Linked DNA regions of Homo sapiens: region 2 is linked to region 1. The links are chromatin loops, found by intact Hi-C in ENCODE. Cell type or tissue: ascending aorta. All regions are shown on one strand.

Evidence for each region. Hi-C counts contacts between places; a loop is a spot of excess contacts. Peaks named below come from ENCODE experiments on the same cell type or tissue, not always from the same donor. Only the 100,000 strongest peaks of a DNase experiment are listed, where the experiment ranks them.
Region 2: a loop joins it to region 1, with 5 times the contacts of the local background. A loop is called at or near these places in 9 of 110 quality-filtered maps.

What each region holds. Positions count from the first base shown.
Region 1 is chr7:27,029,420-27,037,419 of GRCh38, forward strand. No RefSeq gene overlaps it. Among named protein-coding and RNA genes, the nearest start is that of HOXA1, 63 kb to the right of the region's middle. RefSeq lists an enhancer at 869-1,574. In ascending aorta, no CTCF peak of the experiment used is centred here; no DNase peak of the experiment used is centred here; H3K27ac peaks cover 2,223 bases.
Region 2 is chr7:27,126,475-27,134,474 of GRCh38, forward strand. It overlaps HOXA3 (homeobox A3), which reads right to left. Exons shown (of 6, transcript NM_153631.3): 3 at 412-596. HOXA4 (homeobox A4) reads right to left here and starts at 4,283. Exons shown (of 2, transcript NM_002141.5): 1 at 3,644-4,283; 2 at 2,051-3,097. The coding sequence starts at 4,259. The coding sequence ends at 2,751. It overlaps HOXA-AS2 (HOXA cluster antisense RNA 2), which reads left to right. Exons shown (of 4, transcript NR_122069.1): 4 at 1,726-2,286. RefSeq lists a silencer at 4,441-4,510. In ascending aorta, a CTCF peak has its summit at 3,696 (motif pointing right); DNase peaks (open chromatin) are centred at 2,907, 3,687, 4,087 and 4,457; H3K4me3 peaks cover 4,221 bases; H3K27ac peaks cover 4,438 bases.

The sequences.
Region 1 (8,000 bases):
TATAGGTTATCTCATTTGATCCTTACAACAACCTTTTGAGACCATTAGGGCAGTAAAAGAATACAAGGCAAATGAGATTAAAAGGGTTGCCTGAGGCTAAATTGGTGACAATATCTGACCAGCTCAGTTCGACAACAATTTATTGAACACCTGCCACAGCTTGGCCACTTGTGCTGACCTCCAAATTCTAAATGCTCTCTGCTACAAAGAGTCTACATGGTATAAAACACCTCTCAAGAGCTTCACTCAACTTGATAATCATGCTACCTAAAAGCCACTATAGGCCGGGCACAGTGGCTCATGCCTGTAATCCCAGCATTTTGGGAGGCCGAGGCAGGCAGATCATGAGGTCAGGAGTTTGAGACAGCCTGACTAATACAAGTAAAACCCCGTCTCTACTAAAAATACAAAATTTAGCCGGGTGTGGTGGCACAGGCCTGTAATCCCAGCTACTCAGGAGGCTGAGACAGGAGAATTGCTAGAACCAGGGAGGAGGAGGTTGCAGTGAGCCGAGATAGTGCCACTGCACTCCAGCCTGGGTGACAGGGTGAGACTCCGTCTCAAAAAACAAGAAAAGAAAAGAGAAGAGAAGAGAAAAGAAAAGAAAAGAAAAGAAAAAAAAGAGAAAAAGCTGCTATAGTATCAGATAGCAGAAAGGAACAGGGATTCCCTGGCAAAAGTATATTGGGCTGCATGATCTTGGGCAAATTACTTAACTACTCTATGCCAGTTTTCTCTTCTTTTTTGTTAAATTCTTTTTCTTTTATAGAGATAGGATCTCCTATGTTGCCCAGGCTGTTTTCAAACTCCTGGGCTCAAGTGATCCCTCTGCCTCAGCCTCCCAAAATGCTGGGATTACAAGCATGAGCCACCTCAACCACCAGCTAAGCCAGTTTTCTCATACCTAAATATATGTATTATACTTACCACCAGGTGGTTGTAAGGGTTAAATGAGAGAATGAATATAAAATCTGTTGTAAACTGTAACATCCCATCGGGTATTAGTTTTTTTGGTGTTAATCTGATTTAGCAGTGGAATGCAAGATGGAACCTAGGCGGGGGGCGGAGGGAAAAAAAGTCTGATAGAAAAACATCTTTAGGTACTCAGCCCTTAAAAGACCTCCCAGGGAGAGTAGCAACATTACAAAAACTCACACTGTTTCCCCTGTGGAGGGTACCCACTGAGCTAACAGAGGTAGGCCTCATGGGTCAGCCCCATTCTACCAAATGTATTCTTTCCCATTTGCTCCAGCTGGTGGTAACAGGTACAGAGGGAGCAAACCAGACAGCTGGTGCCACATGAAACAGAAAGATCTGTGCTTCGCCGTAAGGAAAAAAAAAAACTGTGGGAAACAGTGCAAGAACAAAAATAAGCAGGCAAGTGTTTGGGGCATTTCAGCTGGTAAGTGAGAGAGAGAAGCAGCCCCAAGACAGATGCAGTCCACGCCCTCCATCTGTAACCAGAGAGTGGCTCACATGTCAGAAAAAAGTTTGTCCTCCCTTAGGGGAATCTTGAAGGCTGTCAATGTTCTAACCATGAGGAATCACAAAATCTATACGGAACATTCCAACATGTGCAGGCCTGATAGGTCTCAGAGCAATGTTCTATGGGAGTCTGAGTTTTGCAGGCTTCTCACTTGGTGGACTGGGAATGTCAGTGAGAGGCGTGCTTTACAAGGGAGGGGAAGTGGTGTCTGAATCTGCTCAGAGACAGGCCCACTACTTAATTTAAGAAGGCAGTAGAAGGCCGGGCGCAGTGGCTCACGCCTGTAACCCTAGCACTTTGGGAGGCCAAGGAGGGCGGATCACCTGAGGTCAGGAGTTCAAAACCAGCCTAGCCAACATGGTGAAACCCCGCCTCTACTAAAAATACACAAAAATTAGCTGGGTATGGTGGTGGGCGCCTGTAATCCCATCTACTCGGCAGCTGAGGCAGGAGAATCGCTTGAACCCAGAAGGTGGAGGTTGCAGTGAGCTGAGGTCGCGCCACTGCACTCCAGCCCAGGCGACAGAGTGAGACTCCATCTCAAAAAAAAAAAAAAAAAGGGCAGTAGAACAGGGTGGTTAAGTAAGCCAACTGTCAGTCAAACAACCTGAGTTCAAATCCCAAATCCACTACTTACTTACTTAACCTATGTGATTTAGGGTTGCTTAATTTTGCTAAATTGCTTAACTTTAGTAGCAACATTTCCTAACTTTGGTAGCAAAGTTGCTTAACCTGACTAAGCTTCATTTTTTGATCTGTAAAATAGGGGCGAATAGTAGAAGAATGTTGTAATGAATAAGATGCTTGTAAAACAATTAGGAAGTGCCTGGTACAAAGTGAGCAGCCAATAAATGCTGGCTATTTCAGTATTGTTTCAAAAGGCAAGTTTATTAGGTTACCTAGTTCCTAAGGCCTAGAGAACAGGAAGTTAAAAGTGAAAGAAAGTGAAAATGTTTCTGTAGCATCAAACAGTAGCACATTCACTGGCAAGTGAGATAAGTTTCAAATGAAACCTTATGAACTATTTTAGATAAGTTAAACATACACGTAGAAAGACAATGACTAAATACTCAGTCACTAAATACTAGAATCAGAGCTCTATTTGGATTCCAGCTCCATCTATTAATAGCTCTGTGCCCTTGGCTTTATGCCTCTGTTCCACATTTGTAAAATGAGGATGATAATAGTATATACCTCATAATGTTGGAGTAAGGATAAAAATAAATGAGGCAATGCCTGTCTCAGTACAGGCCTTAGTACAGTCACTACCAATGAAAAGTACTTAATAATTAGTAGGTACTGTTTCCTTTATTACAAAAAAAAAATCAGAGGGCTATTTGTTAACCAAATTGAAAGCCTAACTCTCTGAACAGAGAAAGTAAAATATAGTGTTTTTTGAGAATCAGTTCTTGCTCTTACCAGAAGTAACTTTTCTATTTGAAGAAAATGTGTCAGTCTTTCCTAGGAAGAACTAATTTACCCAGGGTATCATAACACTTTTAGATTGGTCCACCCTACAATCTTGCTCTTACTATTGTGCTCTAACTAAACTAAGCAGAAAATTTATCTGAGGTAATTGAAAAATCTGAATTGTCTGACAGCTATGATTAATATTCTGCCCATATTTATAATTAAGTCATAGCCATAAAATAAGGCAAATGTCTCAAAAAATTCTAGCAAAAATTAAACTACATTTGCTTAAAGATTTATCAGTCTTACAATTCATTCCACATATTTAAAAAGTTTGCCAGTTCAGTAAAATTTAGTAGTAACAAAATAAAATGTATATTAAGTACATCAGAAATTAAAAATACACCCACTCACTTATTCATTCAAAAAACATTTCTGAATGCCTACTATGTGCCAAACACTGCCCTATGTTTTAAATCAAATATACTGTATTTGTTGCCTTTTACAAACTTCTTTCATTTATCATTTTCCATATTTCATTCAAACTTTCACATAACCTGATAACACTGCAAACTGATTAAAAGAGTTAACTATAAAAGCCCTGTCACTTTAAGAATTTGTAATTTTTTCCATTAACATTCCTCTCTGGTTTTATGTACTTGGTCTGTGCTGTGGGATGTAGCATAAATTATCTGCCTTCAGCAAAACGAGCAGCTGAAATGTGAGGCTGCCTGACAGTGCTTGTTAAGCCATTAGCTATTGTGAGCACACACTACTAGGGATGTCTGGCTCTCATGAGAAGTGTTTAAGTGGTTCAAAATATAGGAGTTTGGTCATGCAGTACAAAAAAAACAAGCCCAGTATTTTAGCACCATGCTTAGGGGTTAATTAATAAAAAGGATGAAAACAATCCTGGGATGTTTATTTTTAAAGAAAAGTATTACAAGTGAACACTTTGTGATTTACTGAAAGCCAGTAACAGGATAGGATGAAACAATATTTTTAGCAAAATCCTTCTACCACAGTCCAAGAAAATAAGTGTATTTCTTTTTTTCTTTTTTTTTTCTGGAGACGGAATCTCACTCTCTCGCCCAGGCTGGAGTGCAATGGCATGATTTTGGCTTACTGCAACCTCCGCCTCCCGGGTTCAAGCAAGTCTCTGCCTCAGCCTCCAGAGTAGCTGGGATTACAGGCACCTGCCAGCACACCCAGCTAATTTTTGTATTTTTAGTAGAGTCGGGGTTTCACCATTTTGGCCAGGCTGGTCTTGAACTCCTGACCTCATGATCCACCCGTCTCGGCCTCCCAAAGTGCTGGGATTACATGGGTGAGCCACCGCGCCCAGCCAAAAATAAGTGTATTTCTAAAACACAAAAGTGGTTGTTTGTTTAACTAAAAATTATTTTTAAAATATTACCTCTTTGGCCGGGTTTGGTGGCTCACGCCTGTAATCCCAGCATTTTGGGAGGCCGAGGGAGGTGGATCACAAGGTCAGGAGTTCAAGACCAGCCTGGCCAAGATGATGAAACCCCATCTCTACTAAAAATACAAAAATTAGCCAGATGTGGTGTCAGGCGCCTGTAATCTTAGCTACTCGGGAAGCTGAGGCAGGAGAATCTCTTGAACATGGGAGGCAGAGGTTGCAGTGATCCGAGATGGCACCACTGCACTCTAGCCTAGGCGACAGAGCAAGACTCCGTCTCAAAAATAAAAATAAAATAAAAATAAAAAAATATATATATCCTCTTTTATTCTCCCCACATCCATTTGCTTGCACTATCTGCAATAACCTGCTATACCCCTCCACTGCTCCCTTATCTCTATACCAGGCCTTATGGAAATCCTTTTCAGTTTTGTACAGCCCAACTCAGAAGCACCCCCTCTTCCATATGCCTCCTTACCCTCATCTGCCACCCCAGAGTGTTTTCACATGGCCCTGGCTGAAAGAGATCTCAGCACCCAGAGAAATCTGGGCACTAATTCATTGTCCTTCTTACCTCTTCTGTACCTTCTCTTAGGCCATCTTGTTTTATACTTACTGGTGTCTATATCTATCTCGTCAACTCGACTTTGAGTTTATTCATTTTGCATTTCACACAATGCCTAGTTCAAATTCTGTTAAGCGTCAGGTGAATAAGCCTGCTTAATACATTCATACTTTATGTACCTCAATTTCCTCATCTAGCAAGTGAGCCTAATAATATCTGCCCTGCCTAAGTAGAGTTTGTTATGCCATCAAATCAGATAACATATGTAAAAGCGTTTTTGAAAACTACTGCACATTTGTCTTAGTCCATTCAGTCTATTATTTTTAAAAATACCTTAGACTGGGTAATATACAAAGAAATTTATTTCTCATAGTTCTAGAAGCTGGGAAGTCCAAGATCAAAATGCCGACAGATTCAGTGTCTGGTGATGGCTTTTTGCTTCACAGATGTGTCTTCTTGCTAAGTCCTCACATAGTGGAAGAGCAAAAAGGCTCCCTCAAGCCTCTTTTATAAAAGCACCAATCCTATTCATGAGGGCAGAGTCCTCATGACCTAATCACCTCCCCAAAGCCCCACTATTTAATATTATTGCATTGGAGATTAGGTTTCAACATACGAATTTGGTGAGGGAACAAAAACATTCAGACCATAGCACATTCTTTGGCAAGCAATTTGGCAATGTTTATCAAAAGCCTTAAATCTTTTTCTTTTTTCTTTTTTTCTAAGAGACATGGTCAGCCGGACACAGTGGCTCACGCCTATAATCCTAGCACTTTGGGAGGCCGAGGCAGGTGGATCTCCTGAGGTCAGGAGTTTGAGACCAGCCTGACCAACATGGCAAAACCCTGTCTCTACTAAAAATACAAAAATCACCCAGGCGTGGTGGTGCATGCCTGTAATCCCAGCTACTCAGGAGGCTGAGACAGGAGAACTGCTTGAACCCAGGAGGCCGAGGTTGCAGTGAACTGAGATCGTGCCACTGCACTCCAGGCTGGCAACAGAGCAAGACTCTGTCTCAAAAAAAAAAAAAAAAAAAAAGACAGGGTCTCACTCTATCACCCAGGCTGGAGTACAGTGGTATGATAATAGCTCACTGCAGCTTCAAACTCCCGGGTTCAAGCAATCCTCCCACCTCAGCCTCCTGAGTAGCTAGGCGTATAAGCATGCACCATCATGCCTGGCTTTTTTTTAATTTTTTTGTAGAGATGGGGTCTCACTATGTTTCCCAGGCTGGTCTTGAACTCCTGGGCTCAAGTGATCCTCCTGCCTAGGCCTCCCAAAGTGCTGGGATTAAAGGCATGAGCCACACTGCACCTGGTCTTATTTTTTCTTATTCACTAATTATACTTCCAGTTTTTAATCCTAAGGAAAAAAATGTAAACATGGAAAAATTTTAAGCACAACAATGTTCAGATATTACATCTAATAATAATGAATGTGAAATAATTTAAACATCCAACAAAGGGGAATGGCTAAGTAAATTACTGCATATTGACTTGATGAAACATTATACAATAATTTTTAAATTATAAACATTATTTTAAGAGATGATATAATTACAGAAATGAGGAATGTTTAAGATGAAGTGTTAAAAGAAAAAATGTAGCATCGAAATTGTACATCTATCTTGACAATATATAAAAAAGAAACATCAATTCACCAAAAAAAAAATGATTGCAAGTACACTAAAATGCTAATAAAAGTTATTCCAAGGTAAGAGAATGAGTAGTTTCTTTTCTATATTATTTTATGTTTTCCAAATGTTGTTAAGTACACATTACCTTGAAAATAAAAAGACTCCAGGCATAGTGGCTCACACCTGTAATCCCAACACTTTGGGAGGCCAAGGCAGGAGGATTGCTTGAGGTCAGGTGTTCAAGACTAGCCTGGGCAACACAGCAAGACCCTGTCTCTACAAAATTTTTTTTTAATTAGCTGGGTATGGTGGTGTGTGCCTATAGTCCCAGCTACTCCGGAGGCTTGAGTCAAGAGGATTGCCTGAACCCAGGAGTTTGAGACTGCAGCAAGCTATGATTATGCCACTGCACTGAGGCCTGGGTGACAGAGTGAGACCTTGTCTCTTAAAAAAATTTAAAATAGGACCAGGGGGCAGGCATGGTGACTCACGCTTGTAATCCCAGCACTTTGAGAGGGCAAGGAGGGCGGATCATGAGGTCAGGAGTTCCAGACCAGCCTGGCCAACACAGTGAAAACCCGTCTCTACTAAAAATACAAAAATTAGCTGGGCATGGTGGCGGGCACCTGTAATCCCAGCTACTTGGGAGGCTGAGGCAGGAGAATTACTTGAATCCGGGAGGCGGAGGTTGCAGTGAGCCAAATCACGCCACTGCACTCCAGCCTGGGTGACAGAGCTAGACTCAATCTCAAGAAAAAAAAAAAAAATAGGGCTGGGTGCGGTGACACATACCTGTAATCCCAGCCCTTTGGGAGGCCGAGGCAGGTGGATTCGAGACCAGCCTGGCTTACATGGTGAAACCCCATTTCTACTAAAAAAAATACAAAAAAATTAGCCAGGCATGATGGCAGGCACCTGTAATCCCAGCTACTAGGGAGGCTGAGGCAGGAGAATCACTTGAACCCGGGAGGGAGGCAGAGGTCGCAGTGAACCAAGATCGCGCCATTGCACTCCTGCTTGGACAACAAGAGTGAAACTCCATCTCAAAATAATAATAATAATAATAATAATAATAATAATAATAATAATAATAAGGTTGGGCATGGTGGCTCACGCCTGTAATCCCAACAGTTTGGGAGGCCGAGGCAGATGGATCATCTGAGGTCAGGAGTTCGAGACCAGACTGGCCAACATGGTAAAACCCCATCTCTACTAAAAATACAAAAATTAGCCAGGTGTGGCAGCGCACCTGTATTCCCAGCTACTCAGGAGGCTGAGGCAGGAGAATATCTTGAACTCGGGAGATGGAGGCTGCAGTGAGCTGAGATTGTGCCACTGCACTCCAGCCTGGGCGACAGAGTGAGACTCCACCTCAAAAAAAGACAAAATAAATAAACAAATAATAAAAAGAAAGATAAACTTTCAACAGTAATTAAAAAGCTATATAAATACATGAATTTAAGAGCTATGAATATTGTAT
Region 2 (8,000 bases), 97 kb after region 1:
TTGTCCTCTCGGTGAACTCTTATGGTTGCCCTAGCAAAGGGCAGACAATGCATGATTTTGAAGCACAAAGTGGGATTTTCTAATCTCTTATAACAAGCTCCCTTAAAGGCCAATTTGAAGCAGGCAAAACAACACTTAAGAAATGGCAATCATTTGGATCATTTTCTATAATCTGGGTTTTGTAAAACTCACCAATACCTTAATAATCAATACAGTTGGGACAAAAATGCCATCTTGTCCTGGAATATCAGAAAAATGATCTCAATCCTCTCTCTTCCCTTTCTGGATGGACTTATAAGTGCAAGTGAAAGAAAGTCACCCCTTTCATCCTCATACAACTGCCTGCAGCATGAAGCTAATGAATATTCCCATACCCCTCTTTTCCCACAAAGGAGAAATATAAGAATTTACCTTAAATGATGATAGTCTGCCATTTGAGATTTTGCAGCTTGACACTCAATTTCCACTGAGAGTCTAGGCATTTTTTTTTTTTAGCAGACAGCCAAGATGCTGTGTCCTTGCCTGAGACCACATTATTTGCAAGAAGATCCCTCTCTCCTCCACAGACTTTTCCCAGAGAATGCCTTTCAGAATTGCTGTTGAATTACAAAGAAGTATTTATTGTTTGAGGTGATTAATGATTCCTGGGAAAATTGCTATTTTCAGCGTGATTTAATTTTGTTTTACAAGTGTGTGTAGTAGGGGGAGGGTTAATAAGTTTCAGCAGCAGTTGCATTGCCTCCAGAAATCCCTGGCACCCGTTCACACCTTATAAAATGCACTTTATGCCAGGTTTATCCTGATTTGGGAAGGTAAGTGTGTATTTGATTGCTCCCGAATTTTCTTGGCTCTTCAGAGACTGGTATCTATCACTTTCCTCTCAAATCTGATTTGTAGGTATAGAACGGATCACCCTTGTTTGTATCACACACAGGGCAGCAGGGGTGAAAGGGGTACCAGCTCTGACACTGGCTAAAGGGTTTTGCCACTAATGAGAGAAATGTGTTTAAAAATTCTCTGATATTGCAGAGGCAGGTGAGCACTTACTCCCATCTATGCTAAAATTACTACATTACTTAAAAGTTGCACTTTTTCAAGGCCAGGTGACAGTTCTAATATTCTGGGGCTAGTGTGCACAGGTTTTTGTGGTCTTATTGTAGGGAACTCCCTGCAGTAAGCATCAAATCTAAATCAGTAAACAAATACTAGGGTTATAGAGATCGAGAAGTGGGTTTTGATTTTCAGCCTTTTGGATCTAGATCTCTGGAATCGAGCAGAAAATTCACAAAGCATTTGAGGAAAGTGACCCAGTTTGGCTATTTTCCAGCAGTAAACTCTCCCAGGTCTACTTTGCATGGGGTGAACTTTAGGGGTATATTATGCTTTTTCCTCAGAAGAGACATTGGAGAGTGTACTTGTAAAATTCAGTTTATTTGAAAGCTCTTTCTTCAAAAAAGAGAAACAAACAAGCAAACAAACAAAAATTCCCAGTCTGTAGTTAGTGAAGAGGACCTTAAGAACAGCCAGGAAACAAAAACTAATCTCAACCCTTTGCACAAACTATTTTTTATCTCCTGGGAAACAGGCAGATTAAGTGTGAAGGTGCAACAAATACCAAATACCAAAGAGACCACTTCTTTCCAAGTGTGCTCAGAGTTCAGTGTGTAGAACAGCTGCAGAAACTCCTGGGCCCACAGCACTGCATGGTTTCAACTTTCATTGCAGGGAAGGACACGTTTCTATGCCTTACAGAGACTTGAAGCCTGAAAGCCTGGCCAAGTTTGGGAAGAAGAGGAGCCCTCTCAGAGCTCAAGAGCCTTCCTACTCTTTGGAACTTTTCCACAGTAGGCCAAGCTTGACAAGAGTTCAGCTCAAGTTGAACATACATACACACACTCTCACACACAAATTATGTGAGCCGTCAGAATCCAAGTGAATCCAGCTCAAGCTATCTACAAGGTTTTTACATGCAAGGTCAAGTATCTCAATCCAGAGGACTTTTGTTTTCTTAATGAAAAGCTTAGAAAACACATGAATCTTAGATTTTTAATGTTTTTTAAATGGAGTTTATTCTTAGCACATGGCTTTCTATGTAGCCACATCACAATTTGTACAGTTCCACATAAGTCTAAATGCACTCCCCTCTCCCCAAAGACCGTGCCCCAGAAGGGGACAACAGTATCTCTGTAACAGTGTCTTAAATAAATGCAAGTAAGAAAAACTAACATGTCACACCTACCATCAAGGTCTACACATCTTAAGAATTAAATAATCTTGTGAGGTCCACAATGTCTACTCATTTATTCAGTTAAATACAAGCTTGGATGAGCTGCCTTAATGGGGGAAGAGGAGGTAAGGAAGGTGGGGAAAGGGTCTGTCTTCTTCTGCTTTCAACAAAGATGCAAGTGTATGTCCCCACTCAGCATGGGCTGTCCAGCTAGCTGACTGTAGCCATCTCAAAAGTATTTGATACCAAGTAGTCCTTCTCAGGTATCCACACCTGGCAGCCTTGTTTCGGGCCAGCAGGTTGTTCCACCAGCCAGCATCCTGGACAACTGTTCTCTCTTGGGTGGCAACCAGCACAGACTCTTAACCGGATAATGTCTTCTTTTTGATTATTCTTTTCACCAATTTGGGTTTGTTTTGGTGTCTATTATGGTCCAGATGGGGAGGGGTGGATGAGGAACGGAGCAGGAGAAGAGAAGAGAAAAGCAGGTAAGGGATAGAAACTGGTTAAGATCTCTAGAAGATTATATGGAGGAGGGAACGGGTGTGGAGGTGCTCGGGTGGGGGTGGGGATGGAGGTGTGGGCTCTGAGTTTGTGCTTTCCCTGGTGGGCCGGCAGAGGCCGAGGCCGAATTGGAGGATCGCATCTTGGTGTTGGGCAGTTTGTGGTCTTTCTTCCACTTCATCCTCCGGTTCTGAAACCAGATCTTGACCTGGCGCTCAGACAAACAGAGCGTGTGGGCGATCTCGATGCGGCGCCGCCGGGTCAGGTATCGATTGAAGTGGAACTCCTTCTCCAGCTCCAAGACCTGCTGCCGGGTGTAGGCGGTTCGAGAGCGCTTAGGCTCCCCTCCGTTATAACTGGGGTTAACTGAAAACCCAGAACCCCGAAATAGAAGGCCAAGGAGGAGGGAGCGGAAGAGAGGGAAAGGAGGAGGAGAGAGAAGGTGGGGTGGGGAAGAGCAATTGGACATCATCATTATATAATAACCTGACACCAAGTTCACGCAAGATACATAAAACGGCAAAGAAAATGTTTCACAGGCTATTGACAACGGGAAACACCCGAGAGCCATAAAGAATGGTGCTGGGCATTGGGGCTGAAGAAAAGCTTCAAAGACACATGGCCTGAAGCCTCTGCCAGGGCAATTAAATTTATGGGGGCTATAATTACTGCCCTAACAGTTTGGCGTCTCGTAAATCTCCTGATAAAGGGACCCTGGGTACAAAAGGGTTCTCATGTTGGGATCAGGCGGCTGGCTGGCGCGCACATACCCACATCTCACCGCAGCCCGGGTCAGATGGGGGCTCCCCTCCCGAGGCCCCCTTCCCCTGAGCCTCTCCCTCCTGACCCCGACCCTCGAACCCAGGCCCAGCCCCGGCCCACCTCCCGCGCCTCCCAAGCGGCGCCACGTACCGGCGCTGACATGGATCTTCTTCATCCAGGGGTACACCACGGGCTCCTTGCCCTTCAGGCCCAGCGGGCTCTTGTCGGCCAAGAGCAGCGGGCACGCGGGGGCGCTGCCCCCTGCCGGGACGCCTGGGGTGGCGGGGGCCGCCTCGCAGCGCCGCGGGGCCGCTGGGGGCACGGCGCGAGGCTGCAGGGGCGGCGGCAGCTGGGGCTGCAGGACGTGGCTCGCATGCAGGCCGTGCGCTGGGCCCTTGGCTTGCGCCGGGGGCTGCTCGGGCTGGGGCGGCCGCCCGGGGCTGGCGCCGCCGCGGTAGCCATAGGGGTAGGCGGTGTCCGCGGCCCCATGCGCGGGGTACAGCGCGGCAGCAGGGTAGGCGGGCTCGCGGGCGGTCCGCGGCGCGTAGTAGGAGGCAGTGGGCTCTCGGCCGCCGCCCGCGTGAGGGAGCTGGGGCTGCTGCAGCGGCAGGTGCTGGGTCGGGGGCGCTGGGGGCTGCTGGTAGCCGGGGCCCCCGCCCGGGCCGCCGTCTGCGCCGCCCGAGCCGCTGTGCTGCGCGTACTCCTCGAAGGGAGGGAACTTGGGCTCGATGTAGTTGGAGTTTATCAAAAACGAGCTCATGGTCATTAATTTGTGAAGTGCAAAAATACTAATTTTTCTCGCGTTGTCGTTTTTTCTGGGCTTGCCGAGGCCCCTCCCCCTCCTGCCTCGCTTCCCATCCCCCTTTCCTCTGCGCCCTTCCCCTCCCCCCGCTGTCAAGTGCCCACTCCTCCCCCTCCCGCAGACGCCGCCACCAAAGTTCGAGCCGCTCCTCCCCAGCCCAGCGCGCGCCCCGCCCCGTGCCCCACGTGCAGCGCCCCCACCAATGGGCGCACCGCGCGCGCGGACCCGGATCAGGAAACGCGCGGGTGCGTGATGGATGCTGCTGTCCGGCCCCTGGGCTGGGGGAGGGAGCAGGAGCTTTGGACCCCAGCCCCCCAGCTTTGGTTCCCGCTGGGAATTCAGGCCCTGTCAGGCTGTAGGTCCTCTCGGGAGCCCTCTGCCTGCCCTACTGCTGGCCTAGGCCTCGGGCTGTCTGGCGGCCGCGACTCAGCGCTGACCTCGGGCGCAACCCAGTCAGGCTTCGTGTCCTTCAGGGGTTCTAGGCTAACAGGCGAAAGGAAGGGCGTTGGGACCGAGGGGCATCCTGGTTTTTATGTACGCCACTGAGAGGCCACCAGACACATTTTCTCAACCGCAGATCCCCCTTCCCCACACCCTGCTCCTTGCGTGTCAGCCTGAGAGCCCTTGCTTTGAGAAGCTTGGCAGAAGCTGCAAAGGGTGGGCGGGCAGCTAAGAGAAATCGACCCAAGGATGTAAATCGAGGCCATTCCATTATAACTGGATGGACACTTTTCATTTTTTCCTTCTTTCAGAGACAATCTGTTTCGTGTTTTCCTAAGAAAAATTGGAACCTTCGTAATAGCATCTAATTTGACGGGGGTTGTCGATGTGAGAGCTAAATATGCCCGCATTTACTAGGTGCGATTGTGAGAGAGAAGGTGGCCCAAGGATGGGAATGGATAGAAGCAACACCTCCACAGAACCGAGCTTTGAAAACAATAACTTCCTATTTCAGAACTATCCCCAAACAAAAACAAGCTAAGGGTAGAATAAACACCTTGCCGGGTCTGATCGCTGATGGGTCTTTTCCAGCTAAGAATTTCATGTTTTCTCTTTTAGATCCTGCTTTCTCAGGCAGTATCTGAGGCTAGAGTTATATTTGCAGGACAGTCTATAATTTCTGAATTGCTGAAAATTAGCGTATTAACGATATCAGAAGCTCCGGAAAGGAGGGAGAGGAGACTGTTGCCTGCTATTTGGTAATTGAAATTTGATGGGTACACTAATTACGCCATTATTAACAAATAAATTACTTATTAATTCCACCTAATGTTGATCTTTGAAGTAAATACTGATGCCTTATTTGTGCTGTGTGCTTTCTCCCTTTCTTTTCTGAGTAGTAGACATATCTAGATCCTCTACTTTTCAGCCTAAATTAAAGCAGTGTAAACTAGCATAGTCACCATTCTAAAAATATTTTCATATTGGCATGCAAAAGCAAGGATTTTTCAGCTGGTGCACCTTAGTTGATTTTTCAAAGAGCAGTATAAACAGCCTTCTCACAACTGAGTCTGGAACGCAGACAAGGAAAATTATTTCCTAAGCCTGGAGACACTTGAAAAGGAATGTCAATTCTATCTTCATTCATACTGGTTACTCATATGAGTTACTAAATGCTGGAATATATCCATTTGATGGATAGTCACTTAATGCTTAGCCACATAAAGCCTATTATATGGGACTAATCTTTAAACTAATTTAGGAAAAGAGGTTAAAAAGGGGATCATATTAGCTTTCTAACTGGAATCACCCTGAAGAGGTACAAAGAGATTTTCCACGTTAGGTGTATATGAGTGTGAAGAGTGCTGTCCATTCACATGAGGCACCCTGAAAATTTGTTTTTAAAGAAATTTGAGCCACAGACAGAAATCAACACTGAGTGTAATCTTTAGCCATCCTCTCTAGACTGGAGGAAAAATTTAGAATGTGATACATCTACCTGAACCAATATCTCTCCCTAGCAAGAAAAAATAATATACACATAGGTTATATAAAATGTAATATAAATAATATATAGACATACGTATTACAAATCTGAACCCTATAAGTTTCAGGGGGACAAAAAGCATGACAAGGAAATCTTCCCTCCTTCTCATGTCATCAGCCTTGAGTACTAGGGTCTTAACCATATCTGTTTAATATTTACAGACACTAAAACACAAAATTCTGTTGTTTAGCCTCAGAACCTTGTACCAAGTTTCTATTTTTAAGTATTAACGAGACATAAACACTGTTTTGTATACGGTTAACCCAAACGAGTTAGCTGTGCCTGTGTTTTGTGTGATTCTATTACTTTAGGAAGATGGCCTTACACAGAATCCCCCAAGGCCTGTAACTTGTCTTTGTGGTTCGTATCATAAACACAAACGGAGCCAGGACCACCAAGTGTTATCTCAACACCGACATTTTGACATTTTACTGCAAGATTTATGGCTGTAATAAACAATCTCAGTACCTTTTCTGAACCTTCCTCAATCTCCCTTTGCAAACCATAGCATCATTCCATTGAATCAAATAATCTTTTGAAAAACATTTAAAAAAAATACCTCTTGCCTTTACACAATATCCAAGACACCAAAGTAAAGCCAGGAAGAAACTAACTCAATTAATAAACAAACTGAAGTTTACCAGCAGCATCTCGCCTGAGAAAAGATGGGATGCCCTGAAATGTAGCAGAGAGGGAGCATGCTAATCCTCACACACCAACTGGCTCCAGTCCCAAGCGGGGTGAAAGCGTTATCCTTTCCTTAGGAAACTGGTGAGCACGTTTGCTCATTTCCACGTGCAGGGATAACATATATTCCCAACAAAAGCTTTCTTAAAATCCCATTAGGTGAAATAACTTTTCATCATGTCCTCGAATCCCAGATGGAGAAGAGTGAAGGGAGTCGGAGGGAGAGGGAGGGTGCAAGGGAGGCAATGTTTTGCAGCTTGGTTTGAATCTGATTTGAATCATTTTGAATATATTTGTAACAGCATTCCCTCTTGAATGCAACCCTGTCCCAAGTTTCAAAGTGACCGAACAGTGACACCGTGTGCATTTTGTTTCTTATTAATCTTACACATTGACAGTCTTTGTTAAATCACAAGGCGCGCCCTTCACTAGCCGACATTTTCATATTTGTTAGACGCACTGACCTGAAGTTCACCTCGGCCTTGGACTTTGCGCTTCTAAAAGGTCTATACAGTGTCTTTTAGAGAGCAGGGTGCTTTGCCCAGGTCACTCCTTCTCAGGAAAAACCAAGGGGAAAAGCCAAAGGAAATGTAAACGTTATGGAATGTATTGACTGTATTTGTCCTTTGTTCTTTAGAGCGAGAGTCCCCCAGACTGTTCTCTATCTGATGCATGTCTCTAGAGCTGAACAGTGGAATGGCAGAATTTCAAAACGCCTGATGGTGGCATTTGAAGGCTTCCCCACCACCTACACTAGACACAAGATTTGAGAGGAACAACACTTTACCAGCCATTTGACCAATTAATTCTTTGGGGATAATTTTCTTGTAGTAGTTTAAAATAATGCACACAACGCAGGGATGAGGACTGATATTCATATTGGGATTACACATGAATTTTAACTGGGATTGTTTGAGAGGCCTGAGGTTCAAAATCCTCCAGATAAAGCAAGCACACTAAAAGCAATAAATTCTGCAAGTACTCTTTTCTTTTACTTTGAAGACTAGCTAAGAGGTATCTATGGTTTTTGA